Regions from separate parts of the Homo sapiens genome. Here region 1 is linked to region 2. The links are chromatin loops, found by intact Hi-C in ENCODE. Cell type or tissue: PC-3. All regions are shown on one strand. Each heading gives the region's core, and the rest is flanking DNA. Links, peaks and the distances in the headings are about the cores only.

Evidence for each region. Peaks named below come from ENCODE experiments on the same cell type or tissue, not always from the same donor. Only the 100,000 strongest peaks of a DNase experiment are listed, where the experiment ranks them.
Region 1: it touches region 2 in a loop (4-fold over the local background); 6 of 110 quality-filtered maps call a loop at or near these places.

Annotation. Positions count from the first base shown.
Region 1 is chr6:72,257,154-72,267,740 of GRCh38, forward strand. It overlaps RIMS1 (regulating synaptic membrane exocytosis 1), which reads left to right. Exons shown (of 34, transcript NM_014989.7): 17 at 972-1,128; 18 at 1,833-1,958; 19 at 3,552-3,614; 20 at 7,822-7,899; 21 at 8,237-8,350; 22 at 8,807-8,896. Among named protein-coding and RNA genes, the nearest start is that of KCNQ5, 360 kb to the right of the region's middle. In PC-3, for the core only: no CTCF peak of the experiment used is centred there; no DNase peak of the experiment used is centred there; H3K27ac peaks cover 751 bases.
Region 2 is chr6:72,398,477-72,409,063 of GRCh38, forward strand. RIMS1 (regulating synaptic membrane exocytosis 1) reads left to right here. Exons shown (of 34, transcript NM_014989.7): 33 at 479-618; 34 at 2,020-4,669. The coding sequence ends at 2,238. Among named protein-coding and RNA genes, the nearest start is that of KCNQ5, 220 kb to the right of the region's middle. In PC-3, for the core only: no CTCF peak of the experiment used is centred there; no DNase peak of the experiment used is centred there.

The sequences.
Region 1 (10,587 bases), core at 2,751-7,750, 140 kb before region 2:
ACATATTTATGGTTTATGTATGTTTTATGTAGTTGTAAATATAGTTTTTTTTTTTACTTTGGCCACATAATTTTTTTATTTTCCTTATGATAATAAAAAACAGTTACCCTTGTGAAAAAATTTTAAACTCTAAACTCTTCTTTTGGTTTTGAGATTACTGTCTTATCTTAACTAAATCGCAGACAATATAAACCTTTTTACTTCAGGGAAAAAGTGACTGTTATAATTTATTTTAAATTGCAATATGTTAACTATATTATCTTAGTTATGCTAATTAAAATAATTATGGAGTAGTTTCAGATGTGTAAGGCAGATTTGGCGATTGGTTCTTCAGAAGGGTGCATTTTCTCTACATTATTGTGATAGTCATCTTCAGTCATATACTACATTTGAAAATTGCAGTATTATTTGTGGTTTGCAAAATTCACAATGAGTATAATGGTGAAGATCTGCTACTCTTCTTTGTTAATTAAAACTGGAACAATATATTTGTTTTCTTATTAAAGAGGCCACCTGCAATCCAACTAAAATAATTTATTCTCTAGAATAAAAATCGAAATGAAGAATTTATTTAAATTTAAAGAGACTCCAAACTTCTAAGCATTGACTTGTATATTAACTATAGTTTCATGTCAAGCACTTCATTTGTGTTGCTAAGTCACGAACTCGTTCATTATTTAAATTGAAACAGTATCCCAACTCATCGTAATGTCTGAGGCATCAACTGTCATATTCATATTATTATCTCCATGGTTCCTTTGAGCAAAACTGTAACCTGTTTCAATGCATGTATATGTTACACTCTGTGTAGGTATACTTAATATTTTTGAAGATAAGGCTATTAATACCGATTGCATGACATTTATTCTTCATAGATCAATGGCTGCTTTAGAATAATTTTATATTCCTGTGTTAATGTTTGCATTATAGAAGAATACTGACTAAATTTTTTCTGTGTGTACTTTTGCCAGTAGGCTATAGGTCTAGTGCTAGAGAAAGTAAATCTACAACATTAACTGTGCCAGAACAGCAAAGAACAACTCATCACCGCTCACGTTCAGTATCTCCTCATCGCGGCAATGATCAGGGAAAGCCGCGTTCACGTTTACCAAATGTGCCATTACAGAGGTAGGCTTTGAAATGGGCTCAGTGTCCCTGACAGTACATTTTTATTATAATGCAGTGTAAATTGCTGCAAAACTAACTGAAATGAAAAAATAGTTTGGTCAAATTATTTTTTTCAGAATTAATTGTAGGCAAAATTTTTTTTATTCTTTATCCAACCTATGTGGCAGTCTGTTGTTTAATCTGAAGAAATTTCCCAGGGAGCAGAAGTTGTTTATGTCCCAGGAATAGTTTTTGAATAATTGTCTTGTATTCTCTTTGCTAGTTTTCTTTCTTGTTAGAAAAAAATGGTAACAAATCAGAATTGTGGAGAGAAGTGGCGAAGAGGATAAGGTTAAGAGACAGAATGGACTTTGAAGAGATTTAGGATTGTCTCTTTGAAGCACTTTAAATGCTTGGAAACATAAATAAAACATATAGTGCTCTACTTCATTTTACTCTGATATACACTCCTGAAATTGTAATTAATTATGCCGATAAAAATTGATTTTGATAGAAGTATGAAAGAAGGTTGGAGAAATGCAGCCACAGGCAAAAACTCATAGAAAACAAATACCCTTAACTCATTGATAAGTAGGTTTTGATTATGATGCAAATACTTTTCAGTGTTTATTTGCATATTACTCTCAGTTCCTTCACTTTAGTCTGTCTGCCTGTTTTGGGAAGATGATACAATTTGACACATAAGAATTTTGTAATCATTTTAGGAGTTTAGATGAAATTCATCCAACAAGAAGGTCACGTTCTCCAACCAGACACCATGATGCCTCCCGAAGTCCAGTTGATCATAGAACCAGAGATGTGGATAGTCAGTATTTATCAGAACAAGACAGGTATTTGTCAAAATTATGATCTCAACGTTATGAATTTTTTGTTCTGTTTTAATATATACAGATATTGTGGCATAGCACATTAGAGAGTAAAAGTATTTATCACTCAAAAATGAGCTGCTCTCAAGCAACAACTGTTAACATATTGTAATAGAAATGTAACTCTAGGAAATATTTGGCTAATATTATATTGTTATAATTATCCAATTTCTTTTACAAAATCAGAATTTATGCTTAGACAGCTTTAAAGGTACAGCTTGTTGACTTAGATATTGACCTAAATTATAGAAGGGAGTCTGCATAAGGAGTTTTCAAATATTTTATTTATTGTGGGTCACAATATTTGAGGTATGAAGTAATCATAAAAATTATGTTATTTATATAATTTAAAACATTGTGGATACATGCCATTTGAAAGTTAATTGCAGAGTTTCTATGAGAACTTCAATAATAATGTTTCTGTTATATACTTCTTTTCATAAAATCTCTTTCTAGAAAATGTCTATAGAATACAATTATTGAGATGGGTTCTTATGGGGATATGTGCTTAGATTTAATTCTGCATTTGTGAACTAATATTTCACGGAAATAATTACTATAAGTCTACATTATGAATCTGTTGCTCTGCGTGCCCACAGACTTTCTTCTTGAAGTAACCATATACCTGTACAATTAGCCTGATTATAAGCTCAGGATCTGATTTAAGGTTTTATAATACCCACCTTGTTGAATATTCTCTTCTGGCTTTTTAAAATGGAGAAACTTTCAGTGAGGAGAAGGGTCATGATAGTGGTGCTAAATAATTTTTCGCCATGGAGTCAAGGACACAAAGTAGAACTTCTTAACCTACCTAATTGCCATCCTACTGTGGAAAGTAGCGTTGTGACCTTCAAGAATGGAGTCACAATAGGTACTAGGATGAAGAGCTGCTCTGAGGAATAGGATTCCAGACATCTCAGCTTGAGTTGAATGAGGGCTATTTTATCAACATTCATTTGGGCCACCATGAATTTAGGTGAGGAGGGAAAACACAGGGCTACTTGACCAGGGCAGTCAATATAGTGAAATTAATTTGGATATAGATAAAGTATTAATTGTAAAATAAAAATTCTAATCAATTATATTGTTAGTTGGTTAATAAGAAACATAATATGGTATTGCATTTTCAGTGGCTATAAAAGCCAAGAAAACTATCACGCTTTAATTTGTTATAAAGTTATAAAAATGTTCAGAATTCCCATTAGTATCAGGCCAAATTTATAGTATTAAAAAAATACTCAGTTGTCTATAATTGGAAACAGAGTCCTATATCTTATTTGAGGAATATTTAATTTTGTTTTGTTTTAATATTCTATAAAATCATTTTGAAATACAATGGCAAATCAGCAACAGCTAGGACTTCAACCATAATATTTGTACTTTATTGTTTAAATTTTTTAAATGCTTTTATGTTTATTTTTGTTTAACCTCTCAAGCAAATATGCTAGTGCAGACAATCTGGTTTCTTCCCTTTTCATGTTTTCATTGGCATACCATTGGCATAACCCATGTCTCATAATTTATCTGTTTCACTCACCACCCATCCTGTCTGTGCAGTGAGCTTCTTATGCTGCCCAGAGCAAAACGAGGACGAAGTGCAGAATGCCTACATACTACCAGGTAAATACAGGGATTTGGTAATGGTGACTGTGTGTGATGACTCTCTTTCCATTCTATTATTCTTCCGTCTCTCCCTTAGTGGTATTATTACAAGCAAGTCAAATAAATTTCCCAAGTATTTGAAATTTGTTTTGTTTTATATTGAGGTTATGGAAAAGGTTCCAAATATATTTCAGTTCCGATTCAGGCTGACTGCTTTGCCATCTGTAGATTCAAAAATCCAGAGACTAGTGGGCCTCTCTGGGACTGTTTGCGTTCCTAAAACTGAGGAACCAGTTTCTGCAATTAAAATTCTAAATGCTCACTGTGAGTGCCCCCAACTTTCCCACACATATTCCTGTCTAGTCACAAGAGGTCTAATCTGTGTATGGCAGTGTCATTGTTTCATAATTGTAAGTTTGCTCTGTTTTAGCCTTTTTTAATTTCCTTTTAGAATTTATTGTTGTTTATATTCTGTTTGCTTTTGATAAAATCTTTAACAGTTCACTTTTAATGGCTGAGCTTCAGCTTCTTTCTTGATGAAAAGTGAAGATATTCAACCTGATCTTAACTATCCTAGCCCACCAGTTGTCAGAAATGCTGCAGTACAAACTTTCCCACAAAGGCATATAACAGTATGAATGCCTCTTTAGAAGCGACAAAAGATATAATTTTTGCTTCTAAATTGGAGCTTAGAGCCTGATGCTTTATGTTAATCTCATTACATCTTTAATTTCATATCCAAGTAAAACTTCTTACAGATTACTCATGGAACATATTCTATAAATACTTAATGTATATTTGAAATGAATATAGAAGTTAAGGAAGTAGTAAGTCAGTGAAACAAACTAACACAAAATAATCGAACTCAAATATTTTAGCCAATAAAAAGCAAGAGGAAAGAGAAAGAAAGAGGTATTACCGCAGTACTTGGGATGCAAAGACAAATGCATGATTTATTATGTCTGTGTGTAATATGTAGTTCTGCCCAATAATGCAAACAAAATTGGGCTAATAAAAATTGTTTGAACTTTTTACAGTCTGAAGTTATACTACTCATAACTACTGCCATGTTTGCTTGGAGTGCCACAGGAAAAAATCGAGGAAATATTAGTTCTGCTTGCTGAGAAAAAAATGTAAAATCATGCATATTGTAAAAACCTACTGAAGGTCAAAGCATGAACTATCCAGGTTTATTATTACTTGTTCTTGACAAACAGTTTCTTAAAATAATGGTTTATTTACTAATTCTGAAAGTTTTCTCACACTCCTCTTGATGTGACTAAAGCTTCAAAAGAAATAAAAAACATGCACACAAAACAAACACAAAAAAAATCCTTATATTTTAAGCTACTTAGTGTGTGCCTGGCACTCAGTGTGTGAATATTTCTAGGATACTCACACCAGTGGTCTAAATATAATAACTAAAAATATTTTTCTTTCCCTTATTTTGTACTTGTAAAATATTATATACTTATATAATATTATATAATAGTTGCATCATTTTATATAATCTTATACTTAAGATTGGTGCTTTGCTAATAATTCTGAGCTCCACAAGTCCTATTTAATAGTCTCTGTATGTTGACTTTGCATTTCCTGATTTAAGCAAATAATCATATTTGTATGTATACAATTTAAAAATAAATGAGTATTCAGCGAGGCAGATAACATCCTGTGGACAGGTACTACGACAATAAGATAGGGAGTGGAAGGAAGCTGAGCTAGCCAAATGTGTCAGTGCGAAACATATGTCACCAGTGTCTTTTCTCCTTCCTGTCTTTCATTCTCTAATGTGTAATGCTAAAAGTATGGAGATAGAGACAACATGAGTTCAAAAATACGTGCATGTATGTATATATAATCTCTTCTGTGTTTATATTCATGTATTTATAAAAACATTAATTTATATCTGTATAAAAATGAATGTCAAAATGTGTACATATAAATAACCACAACTTTATATGGATATATCAATAATATAGTTTGGTTTCATATAAACTATGGACACTTATTATTTCTATAACTATCCATGGCTAAAATCTAAAGCTTTCAAAATACATCATACCATGTTCACTTAGGACTTATAAAAATAAAATCTGAGGATTTACTAGTCTCTAGTAAACATAAGGAAAATAACATTTATTTAATAACAAGCACAGTGTTAAATATTTAATGTACTTTGTCAATTTCCTGACAATAATTATATGTTATGAATATTATTATCCTGATTTTAGAGATGAGGAAAAAAGCTACGAAAGTTTATTTTACGACTAATAGAGTAAGGATTCAAAATCAGATCTATTTGATATCTTCTGTTTAACTAGTTTTTCCAAAAATATGAAAACTTGTCCTATGAGATGTTTCACCAATAAGAGTTTTTGTGAGTCAAATACATTTTGGAAACTTTGCAACTGAAAGTGTCTACCTTGAAATTTAATACACACAGCATATTAAAGTCATGTTCTAAAGAAATCTGTATGTTTAGTTTCTTTTCTCCCAAATTGTTTAATTTCCCAACCTTTTTTTAGTAAAACGTGTCTCGAGGAAGTGGTAGTATAGAGAAAATGCTATAGTTGCCTTACTGTATCCTACTGTGTCCTAAATATTGTGTACATGTTACCACACACCCCTGTTAAGTGGAAGTTATTTCCCACATTTTGTGGATGTAGAAACAGGCTTGGAGACTTAATCGAATTACCCAGGTCACAGCCAATAAGTGGCAAAGCCAAGGCAGGAACTTGAACATTCAGACTATAAATTTTGTGCTATTTTCTAGCTGTTTCCCATTCTATGTTGATCCCATTCTTGAAAAAAAAATCACTTTTGAAGCAATGCTTAGAAAAGTTTTATAGCAACCTATTACTAAAGATATTTGCCTGAGGTTAGGAGTTGAAAAGAAGAGTCGACTGTCTAGAAAGGAGGCTAAATCCTTAGTTTCAGTAAAATTTGTCCTCAACTTGTACTTAATAAGGAGGAAGCTGAAGCGGGCAGATCACTTGAGGTCAGGAGTTTGAGACCAGTGTGGCCAACATGGTGAAACCCCGTCTCTACTAAAACACACACACACACACACACACACACACACACACACAAATTAGGTGGGCATGGTGGCAGGTGCTTGTAATCCCAGCTACTTGGGAGGCTGAGAGAGGAGATTTGCTTGAACCCAGGAGGCAGAGGTTGCAGTGAGCCAAGATCACACCATTGCACTCCAGCCTAGATAACAAGAGTGAGACTCTGTCTCAAAAAAGAAAAGAAAAGAAAATGGCATTTTAGTTCATTTTTTAATTGAAGTTTTAAGGGATTTCCTTTGATTTGATCATTAATATAAACATGATTAAACCAGTGAGGTGTTTGATGTTTAGGAAGCCTTTGATAAATGTTTATTCCCTTCCCTCTTGATTATGCTTTACTGCTAGCTGAGATAGATGATGGATTTTCATAATTAGTAATTAAATTTATAGAACATTATTAAATTATCAAAAAAAATATGGCTGGACCTAGTTTGTCCTTCATGGCATAGACAGTCCAGAAACCCTCACAGATTTTAAAGGAATCAGATGCCGTTGGGCCAATTTTCTGCCAATTCAAAATCCATATTCTGGTTTGCATCTAATGCCTATCTTACCCTACTTCCAAAGGAAAATTTCCTGTGGTTGGGTCTGGATCCAGACAGAAGCTGATAAGTAGAAAGAGCTTGCTCCTTTGCAATCACTTCTTGGCCTTTTTCTGTTTCCTTTTTTTTTGCTGCAGTCTGGTACTATGACCAGCTTTGTCCCTGGAATGCTAGTCAACACTTTGTTTTGTTTTAGAACATTAAAATTCTTTTAGTCATATTGTAACTCTAAAATTATATAAATTAGTTGATTTTTACTTTTAGCTATGAGTTTACTTTCGTAGAAGTAGGCATAATATTAAATCAGAGATTAAGTAGCACATTTACATATTGATCAATGATAATTCATAGAGTTTGGTTAGCAGGTATTTTTCTAATTCAGATAATTAAATAATAATTTTGAGTATTTTATGAAGTCAAGTGTCTATGATTTCATATTTTAATAATTGTAGTCTTCCCTTCAAATAGTTATTGTGGTTCTTTTGAGAAAAAAATGACCAAAGATTTATCTATATAGCTTTATAGGCCTCCTACTTTCTGAATATCTTAATAAAATTGGTTTCATATATATTTTTCTGTTTCCTGCGTGTTTGTGTTGCTACGTTCCAGACATCTTGTTAGGCACTATAAAACATTACCTCCCAAGATGCCTTTATTACAGAGCAGTTCTCACTGGAATATTTACAGGTAAGAGCCCTAACAGTGAGTCCCACCCAGTTATAAAGTAATTCCTAATCCCTTGCCTACTAAAAATAGAAAATTCACATTCTAATAAAATATTAAATAGGAAATTTACATTCTAATAAAATATTCTTTTGAAATAATTATACAGTGAGAGACATTAAATTAATGATATCTAAAATCGTTTTAACTATAAAACTTAGTACTAGAATAATTCTCTGAATGACATCTACTAACTCAAATGTCAGAATTCTAGTTGCTTTGTCATTTGTATATTGTTGTACTTGTTGATTTTAATTATAATTTATTTTATTTTATTTTTGTGTAATTTTAATTTGTGGAGCTCAATTCTGCCTGCACATACTAAGACCAAATCAGTGACTAGACAGGACATTTCCCTTCATCATGAATGCTTTAACTCAACAGTATTGAGATTTACTGATGAAATACTGGTTAGGTAAGAACATTTGGAAGTGATATCTTCCGTTTCCCTTGTTTATTGTTGTGAACCAAAAAAGTTGAGTTGTAAAATTATTTCTCCTCTGATGTCCTTCATTTTGTTTTGGTGTGGCATCTGTTCCTGGTAATGAAATTTTAGGCATTTTGTTTTAGTGCTTTCTGTATCCAGTTTTTTTCATAAGTAGGTGTGATTTAGTCTCATTTTTCAGTCTGAGACACTTTTAAAAATTATGCAAAGCAATTTAAGCATAATCTTTGTTTAGCTTCATTTTCTAAACAAAATTTTACACTGTCATTCTGTCAACTCTCTCACACCCTTATGAACTGAATCCCAGTGATTCTACATTTTGTGTAAAGGGGACATTATTTTATGCTTTACTCTCTAACATGGTCTTCCTTTCTTTGTTTTCTCTGTCTTTCTCTTCTACCACTGGATGCAATGCACTGGCACTAGTGAACTGCAGCCCTTTCTTGACAGGGCTAGGAGTGCTAGTACCAACTGCTTGAGACCAGATACTAGTTTGCATTCACCAGAACGAGAAAGGTATAAAATAAAGACTTTCTTAATTTCTTATCATTTGTACTAGTGATTTTTTTCAGTCACTTTGTTTTGTTTCATGACAGCCTTACAGGTTTATTCATTCATGTATACTTTGCTAACTGTCTACATTTCCCCTTCCCTTATTATACATGTCTATTTAGAGATATGCGTATGTGGATAAACCCAAGGGTACACATACACATATTTCTATGAATGTTGTTGCAAATGGCGTGGTGTAATTTGTAACTGCTTCTGGCTGCTGCTTTTCCCCTTTTGTTGCTGTTCAGTCATTTTATTGACTATTCAGGAAACCTTCAGTATGCTGATAATGTTATAAGGTCCAGTGAATTATCCGAAGGGGAGGATCACTTTCCTCTTAGTACCACTGATAAATAGTATTTATAGGTTTAACAACAATCTTCTATAAACTCATAACAGGAAGTATTTTTAAATAGAATACTTCCTTTGTATATCTACATTCATTTTTAATCAATCTACTCTTTGATATAATGTTTTACCTTAAATTATACTTTGACAACAAAAAATGATGTTATTCATAAATTTCCTGATGCCTAACAAAAAGAAATACATATATATGTACACAGACAATTTTGCTTAAAACTTTAATTAATAAATTCTGATATATTCATTGATGTTGTGTTACACTATCTCCTAGCTGTAAGCATCTAATTTTTCCACTGTGATGGAACTCTTTTAATAGACTTAGTTATAATTTTAATAGACTTAGTTATAATTGATAGTCTTGTTTATAATGGCTATCTCTTTTTAATTAGAAGTCATTCAGAAGACATTTGCATACTACCTCTTTACAAATCCTGAAGAAAAATATTTAGTTGTACTAATGTAACCCGCTCCTCCTTCTTAGTAGGCTACTTAAAGCTTTTCTTTAGGTAACTTTCTAATCTGAGTCTATTCATTTATTTATGAGATATTTATTTCTGGAATTGAACAATAGGTACACGTGTGTATATACCTTGTTTTAGTGCCTTAAGAATTTACTTTTAAATTGTGTATTCTTTTACATTTGTAAACTGTGTAATAGAAAAAAGTGAAATTTAATTTCTGTCTTGTATCCCTTTACTTTTGTAATATAAATTTTAGTTGAAAGGACTATAGAGTCTCTAAAATCATAATTGGAATTGTTTTATCATTCTCTTTAGTCAAATATAACCCCTTCCCCAAATAATTTCAAGAGTAGCAAGAAAATTTTAAAATATGTTTAGTTATTATTTTCTTATATGTTTCTGGTTAGTAGTAAAACAAGGATAGAAATTCTCAAGTTAGTGGAATCTTCTGACCATAGCAGCCTGACATTTTTAATATTACCCATATCAGTGCCATCTGATAGAAACATAATGCAAGCTGATACTTTAATATTTCGTAGTAGCCATACTAAAAGGATTAAGTTAATTTTAATTTTTAACCCTGTATATTCAAAATATAATTTTCACATGTCATTATTATACAAACTATTAGATATTTTGCACTCCCTTTTTTACAGCATAATAAGCCATAGATACTAAAGATAGTTTGTACTTGCACCACTCCCACTTTGGACTAACCACATTACGGTGCTCATTGGCTTCATGTGGTTTGTGGCTCCTGTACTGGACAGTGCAGGTCTATTCTTATGGTGAGCCTGTCTAGCATATGTTCCCTTGTGACACTGAAGC
Region 2 (10,587 bases), core at 2,118-7,117:
TCTGTGTTCTTTGATGTTATTAAAACGGATTTGGGTTTTCCTTGCACAGTTATTCTTTCAGAAGGTGTTAGGAAGTATGTTATAATATTTTTTTTAAAGTTTAGTTATGGTCGTTTCTTAGCTTGTGTCAATTATTTTCTTTTTGCACACTTAGAAAGGCAAAAGAAAAAAAGAATATAGTTCTAATCATAAAAAGGTAACAATGAGCTTTAAGATATAAACCTGCATTGTAACCCAAGTAAGTCAAAGTCTTCAAATAACTTTGTATACATTGAGTCAAAATGAGGAAAATGGCAGTAATGGTAACATATAGATTTAAGGAACAGAATTTATGGAGCAATGGAAATTTTAAGTAATTTAAACAGTCAATGGGAAACTTTCAGTAAGCATCTCTAATTCTCTAATAGGGAATTCTCTAATTAAAAAAATAGTTGAATTTAAGGAATAATTTCTTATATGTTAATATACCTTTGTTTAGCTCCATATGTCAAAGTATATCTTTTGGAAAATGGGGCCTGTATAGCCAAGAAGAAGACAAGAATTGCACGAAAAACCCTTGATCCTTTGTATCAGCAGTCTCTGGTTTTTGATGAAAGTCCACAGGGTAAAGTTCTTCAGGTCAGTAATAGTTTGTTTGGCTTTTTACATTGAAATGTCTGTTTTACCCATACATCGAAGAGATGGTCAAACACAAAGAGAATAAAATTTGGTAAAGATAAATGTAGGATAATATTCTTGAGTAGACAAAATTCAAATGGTTAGTTTATAATATAAATAATATATAATATCAAAAATATTTGGTGGGTCTAATAGAGAACAATTTTATTTTATCTCTCTCTCTTCTTGTCTTTTCTCTCTCTATCCTCTCCTTCTAGCTTTGCCCTGTTCCCAGCCCTCCTCACTCCTCACTAGATAGATAGATGATAAATAGATAGATAGAGATATGTCCTCACTAGATAGATAGATGATAGATAGATACAGATATAGCAAACAAAACAATGTTAATAATAGTTGGTTGAGCATTGCTATATACCAAACATGGGGTACAAAGAGGAAGAGGGAGAGGAAAAGAGAAGTGTGCAGACACCAGCAAATATTGAGCCCTGGTGGAGTACCAGATGCATTTCTAGGTGCTTATATACATTATTTAAATTTTGTAACTAACATGTGCAATAAGTATCATTATCCCCATTTTAAAGATTATGTCTGAGATTCAAGAGGTAAAGTAATTTCACAAAATTACTCAGTAAATTTTAAAGACATGATTCACCACCAACTCTGCTTGTGTAAAACAGGTGAATGAGTTCAGTTGAGAACCTTTACAGACGACTGAAGTATTAGAAAATAGAACCTGGGAGTATGTGAAATGGAAGGCTTGTCTGACACTAGTAGCCAATAGAAGTTGACCTAGATTGTGGTAATTTTTAATGATCTAATTGAAATATTAATCATCTAAATCAAAATTGGCAGGCAAGTCCTCAAAAGGTACCAGCTCACAATTATTTTTTGACCTACCCCTTCACTAAAAAGACCATAATACGAAAGAAATCAAATGAATACTCTCATTCTTTGTACATACTTTCTGGTACATACATTCCATGGTATACTGAGTTGGATTGCTCATCTTGCCCTCCTAAATTGCACAAATTTTAATTTTTAGATTTTTATGGTCCTGTACATCGCTAATTAGATAGTAGTTACACAAGAAAGGTGTTGCATTCATATAAAAATACTCTTATGTATTTATTTCTTTAACATGGCTTATGTAGCTAATACTCCTCATTGACTAGGAACACACAATCCTTCATTCCATCAGACTAAAATTATTGTGAAGTGTCTATGAGCACCTTAAGGTTAGTGTATCTTCTTATCTGTGCCTTCTCCTTGGTGATAGTTGTATTCATTATTCTTTTCCTCTGCTTCACTGACTGGCCCACTTTTACAGCATAGTTGCTTTGAGCCCTTCGAATGTGAAGCAGAGAGAAGTCCAGGTAATGTTGCATTTCTCTATCTCTGCAGGTGATTGTCTGGGGAGACTATGGCAGAATGGACCACAAATGCTTTATGGGTGTGGCTCAGATCTTGTTGGAAGAACTCGACCTGTCCAGCATGGTGATCGGATGGTACAAATTGTTCCCACCGTCCTCACTGGTGGATCCCACACTCACTCCCCTCACCCGGCGGGCTTCCCAGTCATCTCTGGAAAGTTCAACTGGGCCTCCCTGTATTCGATCATAGTGAACTCATACCAGAGTCATTCCAATAAAACTCTACTTTTCAGGATAATAATCTGAACCAGATATTTCATGATCGAAAGCATTGTTGGAGACAGACAATCAACTTGTGTTTTGCCTGTAGTAGTTTTTCAATAATATGTCCCAATTGTTATTTAAAACATGGCTTCATATGACAGAACAAGGCAATCTATCAAATTTACAGGAAGAATCAACATGCTGGTGAGAGTCACTGATGCTTCTAACAAATAGAAAAAGAGGAAACTTTAAATCCACGCATACACGTACACACACACATGCACACACACACACACCAAATTGAACAAACTGGAAACTCTCACTCTGTGAAAAGTTGTATTCTACACATTTCTGCACAGACCACAAGCAGTGTTATTTCCCTGATGTTTGAGTTGTTTTGTTCTTTTGTGTGTTTTGTTTATTTGTGTGTTGTTTGTTGGTTTTCGTTTCTTGAGTTTTTGTTTTGTTTTCACCACATCTGTTATTTCCACTAGTTTTTTTTTGGCTGTGTCATGACAGGCCTCATGATGCTAACAGAGATTCTTCCCTTCTTTTTTCCAAAAGCACCAAAAAAAAGGGCTGAAGTAGTCTCTGTAGCATCTCCCCAAAGTGTTAAACAGCTACATAAGGTGAAGCCAAGGAAGGGTTTCACTAGCTTTCATTTTATAATTATTTAAAGTCTTATGTGTGGATACCCAAGAGACAAAAAGTTATCTTCCAAAATAAATAATCACAGAAGTACTTTTTTAATGAAGAGCCTATCTGTTTGCATTCTAGAAAATTAATTTATGGTTTCCATTGTTTTGCATGGAAGACTTTTAAAGAAGTCAATCTGCAACTAATGCTGGGGACTAAAACTAACTGCATAATTGTACTTTGAAAACACTCCTTGTAATGCCTTTTTCTTCCTGATATTAAAAAAATGCTCATGTGTATAAACCATACTTTGACTTCCCAAAAATGGTGACTAGGAATGGATTTGAGCCTAAGACACTTTGAGCTATGCCCAGGCTTCTCAGCCATACCTCAGTGTAGACACATCCATCTGCCCTGGAAAGAGCATGGTATGAGCTGTTCAATATTCCACTGGAAATTCCAGTTGAAATATTCTGCACTAAACTATTGTTTTTATTGAATTTTAGTTTACATTTCTTTGAGATTGATGCAAGCACAAAGCTTGATTTTTTAATGCAAAGTATCTTACTTTTTGGGGGGAAAATAAACAAAATGAACTTTCAATTTGCATTTTCATTTAGTTTCTCTTGGCCTTGAATTTCCCTTGTGACATTCTGTACATGTGCTACAAACTGCAGTCTCTGCAGGTGCATTGATATGTTCTCCCTCCTTTTATGAGTCACTCCACTTTTGTGATTACACAAATAGAGCAGCATGACTTGGAACTGTTCAGAGCTGCATGCACATTTTGTAAAAAAAAAAAATTTTAAAAAGAAAAGAAACAAAAGGTTATTTAATAATGTATGTTAGTTCCACATAGGCCAGCTTGTATGTTGCATGTACTTGTACAGTTTGCTTGTTAATTACTATACCGAAATAACCAAGAAATCTAAGCCATCCACTTTTGTTATAGACATTTTGCAGGTTTTAGCCAGACTCAGTCTCTGGGTCTGTGGTGAAATGTCTATAGATGGACTTTATTTTTTACCCTCCGGAAAACGTGATGTAGTACGGACCAAATTCCTTCTAATAAATATTTTGGTGTAGATTCCTACTGTGGGGCTGTAACACATGTAGACACTGTGTACACACTAGGTTTTAATTCATAGACATACTGCCTGCACCAAGTGAATTATTTATTATTATTTACACATGCCAGAATTATCTGCCCATCATTCCACAGGGCACAGATTGACCACTGCTCACCATGCTGAGTAGGAGGAACTGAAGCATTGGTGCACTTCTACTAGATTCCGTTCTGTCTTAGTGGCCAACAATCAACTGATTATAATTGGGTAGTATCTTTCTATTTTGACCACTTGTCTTAACACTCCCCTGTGCTTTTAAATGAAATTCCAATTCATGTATGTAAACATGTTTAATAAAATTTACTTTTCATGTCAGTCAGTAGCCATATGTGTTCTATGTCTTGCCAGATTTCCATTGTGGGTTCTATGGTGCAAAATGGGAGCCAGGCCATGGGAAGGGGAGGCTGGGGTTTGTTGTCTGCTGCGGGCATTTGACTTGACTTGTCACTGCACTATATTATGTCTTAATCGATGGCCCAAAGGGTACTTTGCATCACATACAAGTTTTCACTTCGTCAGCCTGTCTAAGTGAGCACATGACTATACTTCTGAAAAGTGGCATTATTAAAAATAATAAATCTCAGTAAGAATCAAATGGAAGGTTGTTTTCTGCTGCTGTTTGAATGTGCTAATAAAAGAGACAACTCTATTGTCCAATTGCCAAATTATTTCAAGTTACGTGACATATCAAAAAATTGATTCCTGCGTCTCTCGTCATAGTATATTTCCTCTTTCCATCTTTTTCTTCTGAACCCATGACTAATTTATATAACTTTGGTTTAGAGGAGACCAATTTAACAAAAAATAAGCACTACATTTACACTGAATTATCTTTAATAGAATCTTAGATAATAAAAGTATCTTCAAATATAGATAGATATCCAAAATAATATATTCAAAGAGACATTATTAACTTTTTAGGTTATTTTATTATTTTTTCTTACCTGAAAGTGTGCTCATGTATTTAATAATCATCGCCTCTCATGAAACACTTGGTAAGCACTACTTTCATCTTGCATTGTAGTAAAATAACTTTTGTGATCTAGTCTTGTCTTTCTAAGAGCTCTTAACTTTTTATAGACCACGCTGGCTTTAACTTGTAAAGCAAAGTAAACACAGTTACATCAACATAAAATTTGAGGCAATAAAGAGTTTGGAGACATGAATGCATCAGTTATTTATAGTTTTTAAACAGTTGACTGAATTTTACCCTATTAAATCATCCATTTGTTTGGTCTACAAGACACAAGATTATCTGTTAGGCTGGGTCAGTAAGAGGCAAAAACAACTGGTCAGTTCAATTTAAAACAGTCAGATTTAAAGCTGTTTGATGCGCGTGCATTAAGAAAGCTCAGAGCTGGGTGAGGCCAGGAGAAAAGTCTGCCACTGAAACAGGTGATGAGAGTGGGCTTCAGAATTATTGTCTAGACAGAAGGAGAAGAGCAGTAATCTTGCTTCAAACCATATAAAGCTACCCGGTGTTGGGATTTCAGAGCCTACAGTCATGGGAGGAAGGAACCTGAGGAAAGGCAATTTTGCTAAGTCTTCATGGTTTCTTGCTGACTCTGACAACTTATTTCTTGAAATCCCAGCCCCATATGTATCCCAGATAATATATTATCTGATTATACTTAACCAACATTATTAAGAATTTTGTTAAGTACTAGGTATTAAGTACTTAGAATATAAAGTAGCCCTGTATTAAAGTAGCTCCCTGTGTATTGAAAGAGATCATTATATATATATAAAGAAATAATTATGATAGCATACAGTAAATCCTCAATGTCATTAAGTTCTGAGAAACTGTGACTTTAAGTAAAATGACATATTAAAAAAACTTTTTTTTTTCCTCTGTCAATGTTATCGAGGACCTGCTGTACATTGTTTCACTTAAAATCACAGTTTCCAAGATCAGGTGATTAAGTTAGTCCAAGTTAGGACTTACTGTATTTGATTTGTATACAAAGGCTATGGGATTATATTTACTCCCTCACAACAGTCCTATGAGGTAAGTATAGGACCCCTATTTCTCATAGGAGGCTCTGTAGCTTAGACAAGTGAAGCAACAAGCTAAGGTCACATATGCTGAGAGATGAACCAAAGTCTGACCAACTCGGGATCCTGCCATGCTAAGTGCTCTTTGTCCTCTACTAACTGCTGACAGTTAAGCTACATATTAAAGAATGAAGAGTTCACGAGGTGAGAAAAAATCCTAAGCTATTTCTCTGTGACGAGGCAGCTCCTGGCCAGCTTGGTCTCCCACAAGTTGCCTGAACGACTCTGCCTTACGATGGGGGTGGGGGATAGGAAAAGGAGGCAGGTGGGCTCTTCTCCATTCCCTGAAACCTCTTTGTAAGCCTCTCTCTCTCTCTCTCTGTCTCTCTCTCTCTCTCTCTTCCTCCCTCTCCCTCTCCCTGCTCTCTCTCCCCCCTCCCCTGACCACTCACCATTTGCACTATCAAACTTCATGAATACATAATATGCAGACTTCAGGAACAGTTTGAGTAAAGGAGATAGAACAAAGAATTATTCTTTAAATTTTCAAAAGTAGTTTTGTCTACCCTGCCTCCTCCGATTACCCCACCTGCTGCTCATTAATAACCCCAGTCTAGGTTGTCAGACCCAATAAAACAGGGGTCTCCAATCCCTGGGCCACGGACTGGTACTGGTCTGTGGCCTGTTAGGAACTGGGCCACACAGCCAGAGGTGAGCCAGGCAAGTGAGCTCTGCCTCCTGTCAGTTGGCAGCAGCAATAGATTCTCATAGGTGTGTGAACCCTGTTATGAACTGTACATGGGAGGGGTCTAGGTAGCGTGCTCCTTATGAGATTCTAATGCCTGATGATCTGTCACTGTCTCCCATCACCCCTAGATGGGACCATCTAGTTGCAGGAAAACAAGCTCAGGGCTTCACTGATTCTACATTATGGTGAGTTATATAATTATTTCATTACATATTATAATGTCATAATAGAAATAAAGTGCACAATAAATGTAACGCACTTGAATCATCCTGAAGCCATTCTCCCCCTGGGTCTATGGAAAAAACTGTCTTCCACAAAACCAGCCGCTGGTGCCAAAAAGGTTGGTGACTGCTGCTCTATAGCTCTTACCACAGAACTCCTTTAATTAAAGTATATACCTATCTTATCACATACTTGGTGGTCAATTGGTTTTTGTAAATGTAAATGTATTAGTTGGATTAAAAAAACCCACAATTGTCCCATCATCCCAGCAGAATCTCCTTTGGATCATCTTGATCCATGCCTAATGCTGAACAAATATCTCTGACCAGAAAAATGAAATACCTTGATAGACAGGCTTGTGTCAAGAGTCCAGCCCTGGATCTAGGAAATCCAGGCAGTTGCACCCAAACCACATAGAAAAGTTAGGGTAGTTCTCCCAAGGCAATATGGATGCTACTAGAAAAAAGAGAATGCTTCTGCCTTAGAGAAGGACATGTTGGGAAAGTTGTGTCTGCTCTAGATCCATTTTTTCTCTTCTCTCAAGACCTAGGAAAGGTGGGACAAAAATTCTCAAGATTGGCCACATCCAACCACACTCACTCTGATGACACTCATCTTCTCCTCTCTTCCAAATTATGGAGCCACTCATCTGGTGCCTTAAATATTTCTAAGACTCCAGACTGACATTTTGAGGAATATGGCATTATAATTATATCTATAGCACGCAGGAAGACATACGGCTAACATAAAATACACTAAAACATATCTGTTAAATGGAATAATAATAACACCTACCTCATACAATTATTTTGAGGATTAAAGTAAATAGTAAATATTACATTTTTAGGACAAAACCTGAATTCATAGTAAGTGGCTTAATAAATGTTAGCACCTATAACCATTATGCATAAACCTAACTTTGTGAAGTCTAAGTTAACCTTGTGAAGACTTCATATGAACACAAAACTCTTGGACAAATCTGGCCTTCATTTCCTGATCATTTATCTGATCCACCACCACTGATACAATGTCCCTTTCCAGTACTGGTAGATAAAAACAGAGGAGGATTTGTCGTCTGTTCAGGTGATAGGAGTGCTAATTTCAATAGCCCATATCACATAATGCTGTCTTCAGGCCATTCTGTGCATCTTTGTCTTCAGGCCATTCTGTGCATCTTCAGTAGGGCTGGTTGTTCCTTCCTTTTCTAGACCAACCTTTGCATTTAGTGAGCACCACCTCTTAGAAGCAGACAGAGAACACCCTCTCTGACCCAGCCCAACAGAACGAGTCTAGCTTTAGAAAATGTGCTTTCTAACCACCATTTTCAGTGCCATTTCCTGGATGATTTCATTAGCAAGCCTCACAATCTTTCTGTTCCAGAAATTCTCAGCCTCTCAAGGTTCTCTAACTGCCTTCTGCAATGCAAGGTTCCCAACCTATTCTCTACCTGCAAATCTGCTCCCATATCACTGAATTCTCCCCAATTTCTCCAGGAGCAGAGGAACTGAGTCGTTTCACTGAAATTACCACCTTTTTCTTTCTCCTTTTCTGTATAGTCAGTCTAGGTTCTCTCTTCAGATGCTGGATCATCTCTTTCATCCTCCTTTGCATGTACTTTAATTCTATCACTCCTTTCCCTATTTATGTCCCGCAACATGCAACTGCGGCTTTTCTGATTATGTGTGTTATCTTATCTATTCATTCCTCTGCATTTTCCAAGTTCTATCAATACATAAAATCATCAGAAACCACACGCCTACATCACTCTAGCTTGTTCCTGCCATCATGTTCACTCCACCCTAAATTCATGTTTTTTCCTAATGTTTTGCCTTTGGTTTTCATTGAGTGTTTATTAAAGATGCTTCTTGCATTGGCTATGCGTTTCTGTCAACTATTTTTTCCAGTATGTCACTGAATACTTTTTGCAAATATTTTTGTATGATTGTTTTACATTTTATTATTTAGTGTCTGCAAAAAGAATTTTTTTCTACTGAGTGGTTGTGTTTTCTTCTACTATAGAGTTCTTTTTTAAGACAAAATATACTATTCTTTATTTTTATCATAGAACAGGCATTTTCAGTCTGTTAAAAAGTATGGAATGGGATCAAGTGTAATTTTAGAGGCTTCTCATGTTTCTTTTTTTATTCCAACTTTTATTACAAGTTAAAGGGTACATGTGCAGGTTTATTACATGGATAAACTGCATGACACTGAGGCTTGAGGTGTCAGCAATCTCATTACCCAGGCTGTAAACATAGCACCCAACAAATGGCTTTTCAGCCCATGGCCCCTCCCTCCCCTCACTAGTGATCTCAGTGTCTATTGTTCCCATCTTTATGTTCATGTGTATTCAGTGTTTAGTTCCCACTTATAAGCGAGAACATGCAGTATTTGGTTTTCTGTTCTTGCCTTAGGTCACTTAGGATAATGGCTTCCAGCTCCATCCATATTGCTGCAAAGAGCATGATTTCATTCTGTTTTATGGCTGCATAGTATTCCATCATGGTGTATATGTACCACATTTTCTTTATCCAATCCACTGCTGTTGGGCACTTAGGTTGATTCCATTGTCCTTGCTATTTTGAATAGTGCTGCAATGAACATATGGGTGGATGTGTCTGTTTTGATAGAATGAATTCTTTTCCCTTGGGTATATACCGAGGAGTGGGATTGCTTCTACCATAGGGCACTTAACTTTTCATATGCTTTGGTTCCCTTTGGTGCCTGGTGATACCTATAGACTCCTTCTCAGAATAATGAAGTTAAACTCCTTTAAAAAGTACATAGGAGGAAAATGAAGCCAATTATATTGAAAGAGTTAAAAACATTTTAACAACAAATTTTTGGTCTGGCGTGGTGGCTCACACCTGTAATCCCAACACTTAGGGAGGCTGAAGCGCGCGGATACTTGAGCCCAGGAGTTTTGAGAGACCAGCCTGGGCAATATGGCAAAAACCCATCTCTACAAAAAAAATAAATAAATAAAAATTTTAAAAAAAGCCAGGCACGATGGCACACACCTGTAGTCCTAGCTACTTGAGAGGCTGAGGCTTGCAGATTGATTGAGCCTGGGAGGGAGAGGCTGCAGTGAGCCTTTGTCACACCACTGCACTCCAGTCTGAGTGACAGTGAGACCCTGTCTCAAAAAACAAAATAAAACAAAAATTTGTCATCTAGCAATACATATGACTTCTTTACTGAGGTATTAAAAGAAATCTAGTGACAGGTCCAATAACTACAGTGTTTTTGAAGCTGTGATGAGCATAAATACTAGTTGATATTATGAATATGTGTGATTCTGTACTGACAGCAAGGTCACAGGTACTACTATGCTATTGTGGTTTCTTACCTACAGTGATAAATGAAAGAAATTTTAAATTACAATTAGAGATTAGAAAAAAGAAAAGATGCACTTTTTTCTCTTTTAGTTCACAGACTTCCTGAACTCCTGCCTGGGACTATTGCAGGAATAGTATAATAACCCATTATACGAGTTTAATTTACCCTGTCTCTCCAGGACTTTGTAAAACAATTATACTCTCACATCAATCATAAAAGAATTCACAGCTAGTATGTATTTTTTCTTTTTATGATTTATTCCAATAAT